2 separate regions of the Mus musculus genome follow, and region 2 is linked to region 1. The links are chromatin loops, found by intact Hi-C in ENCODE. Cell type or tissue: heart. All regions are shown on one strand. Each heading gives the region's core, and the rest is flanking DNA. Links, peaks and the distances in the headings are about the cores only. Region 1 holds the start of Ahcyl1 (S-adenosylhomocysteine hydrolase-like 1). Region 2 has its middle 14 kb from the start of Eps8l3.

Evidence for each region. A loop is a pair of places that touch in the nucleus more often than their neighbours do. Peaks named below come from ENCODE experiments on the same cell type or tissue, not always from the same donor. Only the 100,000 strongest peaks of a DNase experiment are listed, where the experiment ranks them.
Region 2: a loop joins it to region 1, with 7 times the contacts of the local background. A loop is called at or near these places in 41 of 42 quality-filtered maps.

The regions. Positions count from the first base shown.
Region 1 is chr3:107,693,811-107,700,599 of GRCm38, forward strand. It overlaps Ahcyl1 (S-adenosylhomocysteine hydrolase-like 1), which reads right to left and starts at 2,750. Exons shown (of 17, transcript NM_145542.4): 1 at 2,348-2,750. The coding sequence starts at 2,467. It overlaps Gm40121 (a long non-coding RNA gene), which reads left to right and starts at 2,415. Exons shown (of 3, transcript XR_003954675.1): 1 at 2,415-2,919. In heart, for the core only: a CTCF peak has its summit at 2,939 (motif pointing right); a DNase peak (open chromatin) is centred at 2,811; H3K4me3 peaks cover 1,977 bases; H3K27ac peaks cover 1,897 bases.
Region 2 is chr3:107,860,227-107,867,015 of GRCm38, forward strand. No RefSeq gene overlaps it. Among named protein-coding and RNA genes, the nearest start is that of Eps8l3, 14 kb to the right of the region's middle. In heart, for the core only: a CTCF peak has its summit at 3,907 (motif pointing left); DNase peaks (open chromatin) are centred at 3,805 and 4,299; H3K27me3 peaks cover 170 bases.

The DNA of each region.
Region 1 (6,789 bases), core at 1,391-3,890:
TATGGCCCCAGGAATGCCCTCAATTCCAGCGAGAGCTCAGTAATGGGAATGATCCAAAGATTACCTGGTCTACAGTCGAGCTGGGATCCTTTGGGATGACGGACTACATCATTTTAAAGAGACCTTTTCCTCACACTATTCAGTACCATGCCACCTGCACCCTCACCTTTTCTATACTTCATCACATTATCACCACATGGAAGAGGCTCAACAGTGACCTAAGTCAGAATATCGAGGAACTGAAATCCTGAGAGGGAATAAAAAACCAAAACCAGAGTACCCAGAATTTACTACATGACCTTGACTAGTCCTTAACTGGTCCATTAACTAAGTAAATGCTTCTTATCATCATCATTAAGGGAAGGTAATTAGTCATCATAATACATCTTAATACAAGTACAACGTACATACCACACAATAAAGCTCAAAGAACAAGATGAATAACATGAGGACACATACATTAGCAAATGGAAATTTACAACAGGGTCTTCCCACACGCCTGGCAGGACTTGCTTATTTTAGTTAATGGAATATGAGTCTCTAAAGTCATTAGCACTTGGCTTCACAATAATACTCATTTGTGATATTCCTTTCAGACAGAGGAAAAGGGATATTTACTGCTGTTGGCATTCAGCATCTCAGTTACTGGTTAGCCAGATTGCCAATTAATAATTGAGTACTACATTCAAGGGACAAAACTAGGCTCCATAACTAGGCTCCATAGATACAATGGTAACCAAGAGTCCTGGCCTCCAGGAGTTTACAATGTATAATACAGATTTTGGCTTATCAATATTGACTTGCAAGAATATAGTTACACTGAAAGAAAAAAATAAGGAACAATAAAAATGACTAAGACTCTCTGGAGTACCTAGACAAAAGAAGGTGGGCTTATGACAAGAGATAAGAGTCAGGGGGTTAGTCTATCAGTGTTTCCAATTCTCCACTTAACTCATCTGAGGTACTGCACGTATGCATTTTGCTTGTAAGAACTCTAACTTTGTATTCAAATAGTGCAGATTGCAAAAGGTCACTTCTCTAACAAAGCAGTTGGGGAATGAGAGCACTAAAAATGAGGTCAACTGGATCCCTTAGGATGGAGGGACCTTCTATAAACCTTTCAAAGGTGTTATTGGTGACATTCTCAATTTTGTGAGAAAACAGAGCTAAAGCACACAGCAATGACTTTTTTTTTTTTCCCCAAGACCAGTCAATTAGTTTCCTGGAGGAAAATAAATAAAGCCCTCTCAGGCACTGAGAGCAGCTTAACTAGTTCCAGTACAGGAGCCTTGGGGATTAACTGCTCTGCAAACCTTGCTCAGCTGAATCTATATCATCCTTGAACCCTACAAATACTGTAGGCAGGATTGATTGTGAAGAGACTTTATACAAGAGGAAACTATTTCAGAAAGGTCACCTCCTTGTTCCACTGCTAATTGGGTACCAGGTTAGAGGAAGGGTCAGCAAAGGTTCGACAGAAAGCACTGGAGACCCCGACCCTACCACTGAGAGAGCTAGTTAGACTCAGCCCTCCATAGATCACCTTTTCCAAGAGCCATAGAAGGATGTCCTTTGAGCTCAACCCCCAGCACAATAGGCTGAACTTGTAAGTGCAGTAAAGAATGAGCAATCATTTCTTCCCACCCACCTCCCCAACCCACCCAAGCTCCTTTCTGGAGGGATGTCTAAGTGATCTATTCACATGACTGCGATCAACCTGCATCCATGACAGTGTCTACTGTCACCAACCTCTAAATTTTCCTTTCTCACATACTTCCTAGCAGGTGGAAGACTGCACGGCGATTACCATTTTGCCTTTCCATCTCTTGTTGCTTTTAGAACCGTCAGCTGCATAAACCAGTTCATACGATTCTTTCCTCTTGCCTCTAAGCGATCACGCAGTTGTTGGTCGAACGGCCAATTCTCCCCCAAGAAGATGCTTTGAAAAAGAGCTGCCTGATTTCCCCCACTCACCTGAGGGGAAATTTCCTGCACAACCTCATCCCCTGGACAGGTCACAGGGGTCAGCTGAGTCGCTCACCCCCTCCCAATCTCGTCTTCAAGGCCCTCCATCCAGGAAAAGTCAGTCGCGAATTTAAGGCCTGGCCCTGTCGGGCTTCAGTAAGATCCAGGAGGACTCCGGCCGAGGGACAAAGAAAAGCGAGGTCAGAGCGGCCTCTTTGGCTCCAGCTAGGCCCATCGCCGCTCACCGGCCACCCACTACATCGTGTCAATGGTCCTGAGCACCCCAAACCCTAGCCCTAAGTCCCGAACTACCCGAGTCCGGGCCCGGGGCTTGCTCGCGCCCCTTCCTCGAGGGCCCTCGCCGCCACCCAGAGCCCCGCACCTTCTTGGGAGCCTTGGTGACCGTGGCCATGAAGGAGTACTTCTCGGCGTCCTCGATCTCCTTGGCCTGTTTCAGCTCCTCCCCGACACCGGGCAGCGGCATCGCGTCAGGCATCGACATCCCCCGGCCGGCCCGGCCCGCGGCTAACCCGCCGCCCCCGCCTCTTTCCCTCACGGGCGCCCGCCCGTCCGCGCGGCGCCCTCGGCCACGCGCTCGCCCGCCTTCCCGCCAGGCCCCGCGCCGAGCTGCTTGGGCTTCCGAAGGGCTGGGACCCGCGCGCGCGCGCCTCGTCGGCTCCGAGACCGGAGCCTGCCGGACAGCGACGGCGGCCACAGAACCAGAAGCAACAGCACGCAGCTCCGACCTGCCCGCGCAGCCACCTCCGCCACACGCAAGCACGCACGCAAAGTAAGGGTAGAGGGCGGAGACGCCACGTCAAGTACTGGCAGCCCCAAGGAGAGGGGGGCGGAAAGAGGCGGGGACAAATGGCGCGCTCTGGTGACGTCAACATGCTGGGCCGGGCCGCAGGAATCGCCCCTCCTTTCCTGCGCCTCGGTGATGAACGTCCCAGGGTGAGTAGTTGAACCTTGTCTGCCGCCAGGTGGTGCCATCAGCCCTATTGAGCCGAGTGTGACTCCTATAAAGATGCCACAAGACTAAGGGTCTTTGGACTACCAACTCCCCAGGAAACCTCAGCATGGGGAGGTGGCAGAGCATCGGGGATCGGGAAGATGGCATATCAAGAGCGATGCTTGGGAGCATAAACCAGAGTCCCACCGGACACATTTTACCCGGCCCTTTTTGGGAAAATTCAGTGTTAGAGACAGCCTACTCCCGGCCCACACCCTGGGCCCTTTGGGCCAGAAGTCCATTTCCAGGGGACAGTGTTTGCTTTTTTACTTCACAGGGGTGCAGAACAAGCTGAGAGCAGTCTGGTTTCTACACAACCCTTTATGACCTCCATCACCATCTCCTCCTGGGCCTTGTCTGTTTACAAGACCTTCAGGCTGCAGTGCTGATGTGAAGAGGTCATTAAGATAAGGTTGATGGGTTGGTCAGAGGGCAGAGAACAGGGCAGATTGAGAAAAAGTCCCAGCCAAATGGGTTCTCCTGCTCCATGCTCTCTAGGCAGTAGGCTCTCCCTGCCAGCTCCACTCTCAGTGAGTGTAGTGCAGAACGTTCAGTTTGGACTCGCACAGTTTCTGGATTCTACTGTGTACAGCCCCCGTATAAAGGCCCTGGGATGGTAGAGGTGCATGTGGCATATTTATGTTTTCCAAGAACCCATCCATTTGGGAAGGGAAAGCCTATTCGTAAGCTGGGGTCAACTGCGGTATCTTATCCTTTGAGAGTCATTCAAATGACATTGGCTCCAATTCCTATGTCCTGTGGAAAGTACAATGTTGTCCCCAGGATTTCTGTGAATTACTGAGGGGACTTAGGTTTTCATGGTCATCTCTGGCTCTAGTTTGCTGCCTCATCTGAAACATTACTCACTATTCCAGTCTTACAACTGTTTCTTTAGCTCTTGTAGTCACATCAGCCCCTTTCTCTTTCCAACTCTTACTCCTAAACCACAAAAAATGAGGCTATAACATGTAGCAGAACTTTTAATGAAGGTTTGTTGGTCAAAGGGGAGAGGTTACATCACATAGCAAACAGTCTACAATTACATTTCTGAAATGTTCCAAAAAGAGATTTCAGCCATCTATCTCACCATTGGGATTTCTCAATGACCACAATCTCCCTCAAAGCTCTCTAGTATACTCCGCATCTAGCTGTTTCCTGTGGCTCCTTTTTCATTCCTTTGCTTCACTCTTCTCTCTTGGGTGGACTCTGAGAAGCCAGATTCTTCCCCACTATGCTGAGAATAAGTCCTCCTGAGAGCCTTTCCACTAAATCCTCTCTAAGCTCATTCTTTTATATCCAGCACCTCACTGGGTTCTGGGTTGTTTGTGAGAGGGTCTCACTATGTAACCCAGGCTGGCTTTGATCTCTTATCCTGTGCCACCATTCCTGACCTTACCAGGTTTTAAAGACTCAACTTTATCAAGAAAAAAGGTGGTCTTAAAAGACACCAGCCCTACCCCAATACTGATTTGTGCTCAAGGTTGGGGAAGGTGTGAAATAGTTATTTCTGGACCCACTGAATTCTTCCTATAAGAAGCCTGTGGATGTTTGAAGAGGGCTGTTGAAGTACCTAGAAGGATTGCTATGTCTTAAAATGTTAGTGTTCTCTCATGTGCTCACTGTTCAGAGCAGTCAGACTTCTCTCCTTGGGAATTCTATGGCCACAGAGGGCAGAGAGATGAAACCAGAGTAGTAAGCACATCCACACAGGGCCAGGCGGCCACTCTCTCCTTAGAGCTGGGGCCTGCAACCACAACTGGCCCACTCGGGAGCTTTCATCTTTTTTATTTTGTCCACACTGTTATTGGAGCCCCATAGATTCAATTCACCTGAGTCTTTAGAAATCAGCTAAGAAACTCTAAGTCTCCTGAATTAAAAAAAAATATATGTGTCTTGAGACAAATTATTTTTAACAAGCTCTAGTGTATCTATATTTTGGATTTGACTTTTTTAAAGCAGTTTTTCTTCAGGTGCTTTGTACTTTCTCTGGGCATTTTAGCTTCGCTGTGAGCTTCCTGGAGATTGAAGAGTACATCTCTCATACTCCTTCAGAGTCAGGAGACAGAGGATTGTCCACAGGACCAGACCTAGAGGGAATACAACTTTATTGAGTGGCTTAGGTCGAGATGGAGACCAGCAAGTGACTCCACTTACCAGTGTGCCTTATTGGACAGGAGGCTGGTGGTTTGCTCTTGCAGGAGATGGACAAGGATGCTTAATCTAAAGGTGGAAAAGGCACCCCTGTGATACTAGAGAGGCAATAGGAACCAGTCCAAGGTCATAGCATTGTTGAAAAACAGCCACTGTAGAAGGCCCTGGTGGCCACCATGCTCCCCAGGTAGAGGCTGGAAATCAAAGTGCTTACCCAGCCAGGGAGTGTGACAGCATACCATCCATGAGAAACACTGTATGCTGCCTACCTCATGCCCAATCCCAAGACAGCCTCACGTGGTTCAACTGGAAACTGCCACTTCTGGATGCCAAGAAATGGCTTGTTTTTGCCTGTTCCCTCACCTGACACTACCTCTACCAGCAAGCAAGCTAATTCCTCAGGACACCACAAAGGCATCCAGACTAGAGACCCATCCCTGGGCCAGTGTTTGTGAAGAGGAGGGATCTAAGGGTAATGCTACTTGTTGTATGTGGTGGTAGAAAGTTTTCCAAAGGTCTGGAGATCAAAGAGAATCCTGCCCGAGAAAGGAGTGGTGGAAGGACAAAGGTGAATGAGAAGATCACATGACTAAAAGTGTAATAGTGTTGCAGTGTCTCACATGGGATTGTTATGATTAGTCAAATATACTTAGTCTACCCCAAAATTAATCGTATTCTTTATTTATAAAACAAAGTCATATACAGTGCGTGATGATCTGGCCAATGCTAGGTACTATACACCAGTGGTCCATGGGAGTATTATGGAGTCACATATGGGAGCACACACTTGTCATCCAAATAGTCAGGAGACTGAGACAGGAGGATTGCCAAGACTTCAAGACCAGTCTGAGCTACAGTGTGAGTCTGAGGCTAGCCTGGGATATGTAGTGAGACCTTGTCTCAACAAAGACAACACCACCAAAACTTTCCTGGTTAGATTTATGTCAAGTTGATACAAGCTGGAGCTATCTGGGCGTGGAATCTCAACTAAGCAAATGCCTCTATCAGACTGTCTGTCATATGTCTGTGGGAGCATTTTCTTGACTGATGGTGAGCAAGTAATGGGGAACAAACCAGGAAGCAGCACTCCATAGCCTGTGCTTAAGTTCCTGCCCCTGGGTTGCTTTATAATGGTTTACATGATCTTCTGCCTTGAGCTGCTTTATAATGGGCTGCGATCAGGACATGTAAGCTGAAATCCTTTCCTCTAAAAATTACCTTTTGGTCATGTTCTTTATTACAATAGAAAGAAAACCGAGACTAAAATCAAAAACAAAGATTTTAAAACAAAATATTCCTACAATCCCGTGACAAAGCTATTGTAGTGTTTTAGCACTACACATTCCTCATTTTCATGGTGGTAACTATATAAGCCTACCTTTTGATATGTTTAAGTTTTTACCATTGTACTACAACCACCTGCAGTATATGCTGTATATCCAGATGCAATGGGTGTAGTATATACATTGTATACCAGGTTATATGACCTATGAATACACAAAGGTATACTGTATGGTGTTCACAGTGTTGAACCTGCCCGGTGATACAGTTCTCTGTAACCCTAGGTTTACTAGGGTTAAGTTTCATCACTGCACTGAATGCTTGAGATATACTAGGAACAGTGCTAGATGTGGCTTGAGAGACTAATAAGATGGAGACAC
Region 2 (6,789 bases), core at 2,782-5,281, 170 kb after region 1:
ATCAGGGGCAGGAGAAGATAGAAATGATATTTATCTGTGTATGTATACATGTATATAGAGTTTGGTACTATCTGTAGTTTGACACAGCCACAGGATCTTGGAACATACTTTCTTAGGCTAATGGGAGCTCCTGTGTAAAGAGAACGCTCAACCTTTTAAAGCCCTTTGAAAGTTTAAAATGTCATATTTTTACTTACCAGGATGAATGAGCAAAAATTTTAAAATATGCCAGGCAGTGGTGGTGCACACCTTTAATCCCAGCACTTGGGAGGCAGAAGCAGGTGGATTTCTGAGTTCGAGGCCAGTCTGGTCTACAGAGTGAGTTCCAGGACAGCCAGGACTACACAGAGAAACCCTGTCTCAAAAACAACAACAACAAAACAACAACAACAACAACAACAAATTCTTTTAAATATGATAATACCAGTGTTGGCACAAATATAAGGACACGGTATTCATGTACACTCTGGTGGTATTAGAAACTGTCACAGTACTTTTAAAAGGCAATCTGAGAACATATATTCAAATTTTGAACCCAAACATAATTAGTCAGATGGCAACTAATTTGAAAATATAGTTATCTCGGCACTGTTTGCAGTGACAAAATTGATAAATGATTAAATGTCCATCAAAGCAAGCAAACAAAAAAAAATCCAACTGGTTCATTCATTTCTCCACAGTAGACTTCAAAGTCATTACAAAGAACGGGTATATATATATATATATATATATATATATATATATATATATATATACACCCACACATAAACACACACAACTGTTTATGTAGAGATGTATGTTAGAATATACAATTCTTGAGGCATGGGGAGGAGTAGGCAGGATAAAGGCAGAGTGGAATGCTCTTAAGTTTTACATATGCTTCTTTGCTGTTACATTATTTACCATGATTGCAATAATTTTTGTTCACCAGGGCAGTGTCTACTGGAGCCATGGGGTTGGGGGCAACACTCAAGATCTCAGACCAATGAGCTGTCAAGATGCAACTCCAGCCTAGGAGAGCCACAACTCTGCAGCTACAGCTCATTAGGAGCACAGCATAGGCACTGCCCAGTTTGAAGGAAGGGCACCCAGAGCAGTAATGACCGATGCGTTTATGGACAGTCAGGTCACAGAAGATAATTCTATTTTTATATTCTCTCTCTCTCTCTCTCTCTCTCTCTCTCTCTCTCTCTCTCTCTCTCTCTCTCTCTCTCTCTCTCTCTCTGCAGATGATTATACCAGAATCTCATATCTGCTTGGACAAAGTTTGGGACTTAGACTTTAAAGTTGCTACAGGCATTACTTAAGATATTCCAGGCTATTAGGATGAAATGAATGGGGCTGGCGAGATGGCTCAGTGGTTAAGAGCACTGACTGCTCTTCCGAAGGTCCTGAGTTCAAATCCCAGAAACCACATGGTGGTTCACAACTATCCGTAATGAGATCTGATGCCCTCTTGTGGTGTGTCTGAAGACAGCTACAGTGTACTTATTTATAATACTAAATAAATCTTTGGGCCGGAGCCAGCAGGGACTGAGCAAGTGGGGCCAACCAGGGCGAGCAGAAATCTAAAATTAAATTTCCAACAACCATATGAAGGTTCACAACCAGCTGTACAGCTACAATACTCATGTACATAAAATAGATCTTTAAAAAAAGAGAGAAATGAATGTATTTTGTACATGAGAATGACATAAATTTAGGAGTTTAGTGGGGGGACAAAATGCTCTGGCTTGATTATTTTCACTATCCTAAAATGTACATCATAAAACTTCAATCCTGAAGGCAGTGGCATCAGGAAGTGAGGTTTTGTGAGGTGACCATGCTCATTATAAGAGACTCCAAGGAACAACAGAGTACCTTCTGCCCTGTGCGCACACAGCAGGAGGCACCTGTGTGACCCAGAGAGCAGGCCTCACCAGACAGGAATTTTGCTGATGCCTTGATTGCTGACTTCTCAGTTTCCAAAATCTAGAGAAACAAATCTTCCCTGTTAACAGCCTGAACAGACCAAGGTGGGAATCCTGAATGATGTGTGTGTGTGTGTGTGTGTGTGCATGCGCGCACGCTACATCAAACCCCAGAAGGGGCAGATGGAGAGATGGTTTAGCATGTAAGGGCTAGGCTCACAATTGAGGGGCCAGAAGGTGTTCTGAGGGGTGGGAAGCCCCAGAAGAACAAGCCTAGACAAGAGGTCATTCAGGGCTGTGTCCTCTCAGCACCTCCATTCTAGATAGACAGAAAGGCAGGTGGACAGATGGACCGACAAACAACAAACAGGCAGACACAGCTCCTGGGGAAGGAGGCTGTGTTAGTTTGCTTTCTTTTGCTGTGATGAAGGCTTTGATCTAAAGCAACTTGGAAAGGAAAGGTTTTGTTTATTTGGGCTTACAGATTAGAATCCATCAGCAGAGGAAGTCAGAACAGGAACTCAAGCAACCACAGAGGCAGGAACTTCTGGAGGAGAACTGATTACTGGCTTGTTCTCTGTGGCTCATGGCTTGCTCAGCTTGCTTTTTATGTAGCTTAGGACCACCTGCCTAGGAGATGCCATTGCCCATAGTGGGATGGAACCTCCCTCCCACATATTAAACATGAATTAACAAAACGCCCCAGAACTTGCCTACAAGGCCAATCTGATGGAGGACATCCCTCTACTGACAGAGCCTGGGGTGGAGTAGGGGGACCCAAACTCTGGCCCGTGAGAGCACAATTCACAAGAAATCCTCTGTAAAGGTAAAGGAAAGTGAAAAGAGAAATATGTGTATGGGTGGCTGTGAGAGGATGCGCTTCTAGCCAGAAGATCTTATGGCTCCAGCAGAGAGGGAGAAGCCCAAAATGGAGACCCCCCTCAGGACAGAAAGACCTCCATTTTTGTTCTCCGTGCGCATCCCATATACCCCTGACTTCAGACTGGTAGAAGTGCCATGGGGGTCACGTGAGCCAGAACAGGGACATCAGTCAGCTCCTTGCTAGGCTCCTGGGTTCCTGACTAGGACACTTTACTTCTCTGACCCTCGGACTGGTCATCTGTGAAGTGGAGGTGGTGATAACACAAGGTGGTCTGAGAAGGAGAACTCATATTGGCCAGCGGCCCAAAGGTTATTTAAAAGCACCTCTAACCCTATTCACTGACTCGATGGTCAGTGTTCTCTGCAGGCAGAGTCAGCCTGGTGCCTCTGCTCATGCGGGTCCTGTCAGGGTTGTTCTTCAGCTGGTAAAACGCTGTTCACATTCCAAGGCTTCCCTCCTATGTCAGATCCTCTGTAAAACCTCTACCTCCCTGCCCAGAGGAGGTCAGCATCACCTTCCGCCCTTATCAGCAGGGTCAAAAGCTGCCCAGTCTGTGGACCGAAGGGTCTGGGCAGGAGTTGTGTTGGTTGAATACTTACCTAGCATTCTGCCTTTCTGCCTCTAACACAGAACTGGCTGGCTAAGCACCTGTGAAATGCCCACAGGATAGATAGAACACCTTCCCCTCGTCCTGACAAGTCCCTCGGCCTTCTTAGGGAAGGAAAGATCAATGGCCCTGCATTTCTTTCTCCTCTGCTACATGAATTCTTCTGTTTGGTTTAATTCCAAAGAGACTGGCAGTCAGTCCCCAGAAGCTAAACTCAGACCCCGATGGGATTCTGAGGGTCCCTTACTGAGAAAGAGTGGCTAAGGATACCAAAGGCACAGCTGGGAAGGAAGCAGGCTATGTGTGGTATATCACCTGATCTCACTTCAGCTGGCCATAAATGGCCAGTGTCTCTCTTCTCCAGCTGTGCACAGCTGGCCTGTTTCCTTTGCCAACTGGTCCTTTTCTTCACTCTCAAACGAGCCAGGCCTCTCATAGGACATTAGATGTGTGTTGAACACAGTTGGGGATAAGGAAATGTGAGTTTGAGCTGCCCTCTGCTGGCCACTCCTGGGAACTACCCTTTCTCTGATGATGGAAGCTGCTTTCTGTAAGTTAACCCACCCAGCCCCAGCACTTTGTCTTACAGCTCTCATTTTGACCTTTTGGATGGAGTTTAAACTCTCTGGCCTGGATAAATTGGACCTAGGTCCAATGTCCCTTTCCAAGCAATCACTCCTCCTTCACATGCTGATCCATGAAATTTGACCCTAGGCTGTATGAGCTAGATCTCCACTAACAGTGTCCTCCATGGTCCTCCATGGTGAGGACTGGTTCAAGTTTTGCCTCTTCTCAGCTATACTGAAAGCCAGTTGCACTGGAGGGTGTACACACAGGCTCAGGGTTTGAGCATGTTCCTGTAGGACCTAGTCTAGTCGTGAAAGGAAAGCATATTCCAGCTTTTTCCATTTCTAGCTCCACCCCCACTGGCCCCTGAGTGGCTTCATTGTGCAGCCTGGTAGAGTCCTTCCAAAAGAGGTGGCATGACTGTCAGGCAGGTTTCTGATCATTCCCAGACCTCTTGACCTTGCAATAGTTACTGGCTGTCAAGGAGAGTCAGGGGTAAATCCTCAGGCATGTAGCCTTCTCACCTTCTCTCTATATGCATTTGAGACAAGGTTTCTTTGTGTAGCTCTGGCTGTCCTGGAACTAGCTCTGTAGATCAGGCTAGCCTTGAACTGACAAAGAGCCACCTGCTTCTGCCCCCCCACCCCCAGTGCTGGGACTAAAGGCGTGTGCCACCACTGCCCAGCTTTAAAAAATATTTTTAAAGCAGATCTCTTAGTCAAAGTTCTGGTGCTGTGGAGAGACTCTGTGACCATGGCAACTCTTATAAAAAAAAGCATTTAATTGGGACTAAGTTACAGTTCAGAGGTTTAGTTCACTGTCATTGTGTCAGGAAGCATGGTGGCATGTAGGCAGACATGGTGTTAGAGAGGAGCTGAAAGTTCTATATCCAGATCTGCAAACAGCCGAAAGAGAGACAGAGACACAGAGACAGAGAGAGACAGAGAGAAAGAAAGGCACACAGAGACATAGAGCAACAGAGACAGACAGATACACACATACAGAGTCAGAAACAGAGAGATACAGACACAGAGAGGAGAGAGACAGAGACAGAGAGACAGAGAGAAAAAGAGGCACACAGAGACACAGAGCAACACAGATGCACACACACACAGATAGAGTCAGAAACACAGAGAAATACAGACACATACACACAGAGAGAAGTGGAGGGAGGGAGGGGGGAGGAGGGGAGAGACTAGGCCGGGCTTGAGCATTTGGAAGCTCAAAGCCCACCCCTAGTGACAAGCTTTCTCCAACAGGGCCACACCTATATAGGGGCACTCCCCGACCTCCCAAAGGCTAGTAGCCCTATCAGAATGCAAAAATGCACTCAGGTGCCACAGTCTAGAACAGAGTCGATACTGTTTAAAAGTCCAAAGTCTCTTCTGAGTCTCATGACAATCTCTTAACTGTAATCTCCTATAAAGGCAAAGCTAGAGCAGATTAAGTACAGTACACAGAATACACATTACGACTCCCAAGGGGAGGGAAGAGGGCACAGTGAGGAGACCCTGGACCAAAACAAGACGGAAAGCAGCTGGGTAAACTCTAAACTCTGCATCTCCATGTCTAATGTCAAAGCGCTCGCTCTTCAGATCTCCAAACCCTTTCAGCTTTGTTGACTGCAACACACTTCTCTGGCTTGGGCTGGTTCCACTCCCTGTTAGCAGCTCTCCTTGGCAGGTATCCACAACTCTGGCATCTCCAACATCTTGGCGTCTCCAAGGTATCCAGGCTTCACCATCATAGCTTTACGCAGAGGCTTCTCTGGGTCTCCATGCAGGGACATCCCTGGTACACATCTGAACTCAGTGGCTCAGTCTCGGAGGGAGAGTCCAGAACCATGTGGCTGAAGCTGCCAAGTTCTGCTGCTTGCTGGGACTGGAACATGGCCTCCTTGTTCAAATATATTTCCATCAGCTTCCTGATTTGGGTGGTTTCCTTCACTCACTGAGCTTGGCTGTCCTGGAACACTCTCTCCAGACCCCCCTGCCCCCTCCCAAGTGCTGGGATTAAAGGTGTGTGCCACAACACCTGGCCCTAAATTTTTTTAAAATTTCTTTTCCCAAGCTGGAAGCTTAAGCTGGGTGGAGTCTTTCCCTGGCGTCACCGCTCCCTTTATTACATTTGCATCAGCTTTTCTTTAATCTGTTTATCTCCTTGAACACTTAGTTTCATCGCACTCCCTGGTGCCCCCCCCCCCTCCTCAAGTTTGCTATAGTTATGAATCGTAATGTAAGTGCCTAGTTTCCAGTGGTCTTAGGCGACCCCTGTGAAGGGGTCCTTTGACCTCCAAGGGCGCGGGGGGGGGGGGGGTTGAGAATGGCTGTTTTAATTCTTCAAGACTCAGATTCGAGATATACACCTAATATACCTCCTATATACTTATAGCAGGCATTGACAATAAAATACAATGTCTATCAAATACATCACAGCTCCAAGCCGAGGGATATTCAGGAAAGAGTAGCTGCCATGAGTGATACACAGGGGGAATTTACAAAGTTTCCAGAATCTTCTGAGCCTGATAGCATTCCCCTCTGAAGTCCTCTTGGTCCTAGACACAACAGTGTCATTACCAGTCACAGGAGCATATCCCAGCAGGCCTTAGAAGATGATGCAGTTCCTACCCGTACCTGAACAGCACATAGGCTGAGAGACACCAGCTCTCTAGTGTCTGCTTCCAAGGAGTGATGTTCTCCAGACAGACTCCACAGTCCAGCATTGCTGACCCCACAAAGCCCTCAGATCTTCCCTCAAAGTCCAGCTTGCTAGCAGGAGGAAGGGACAGCTTAGCAGCCTCCCTGTACCTGTGCCCCACGCTA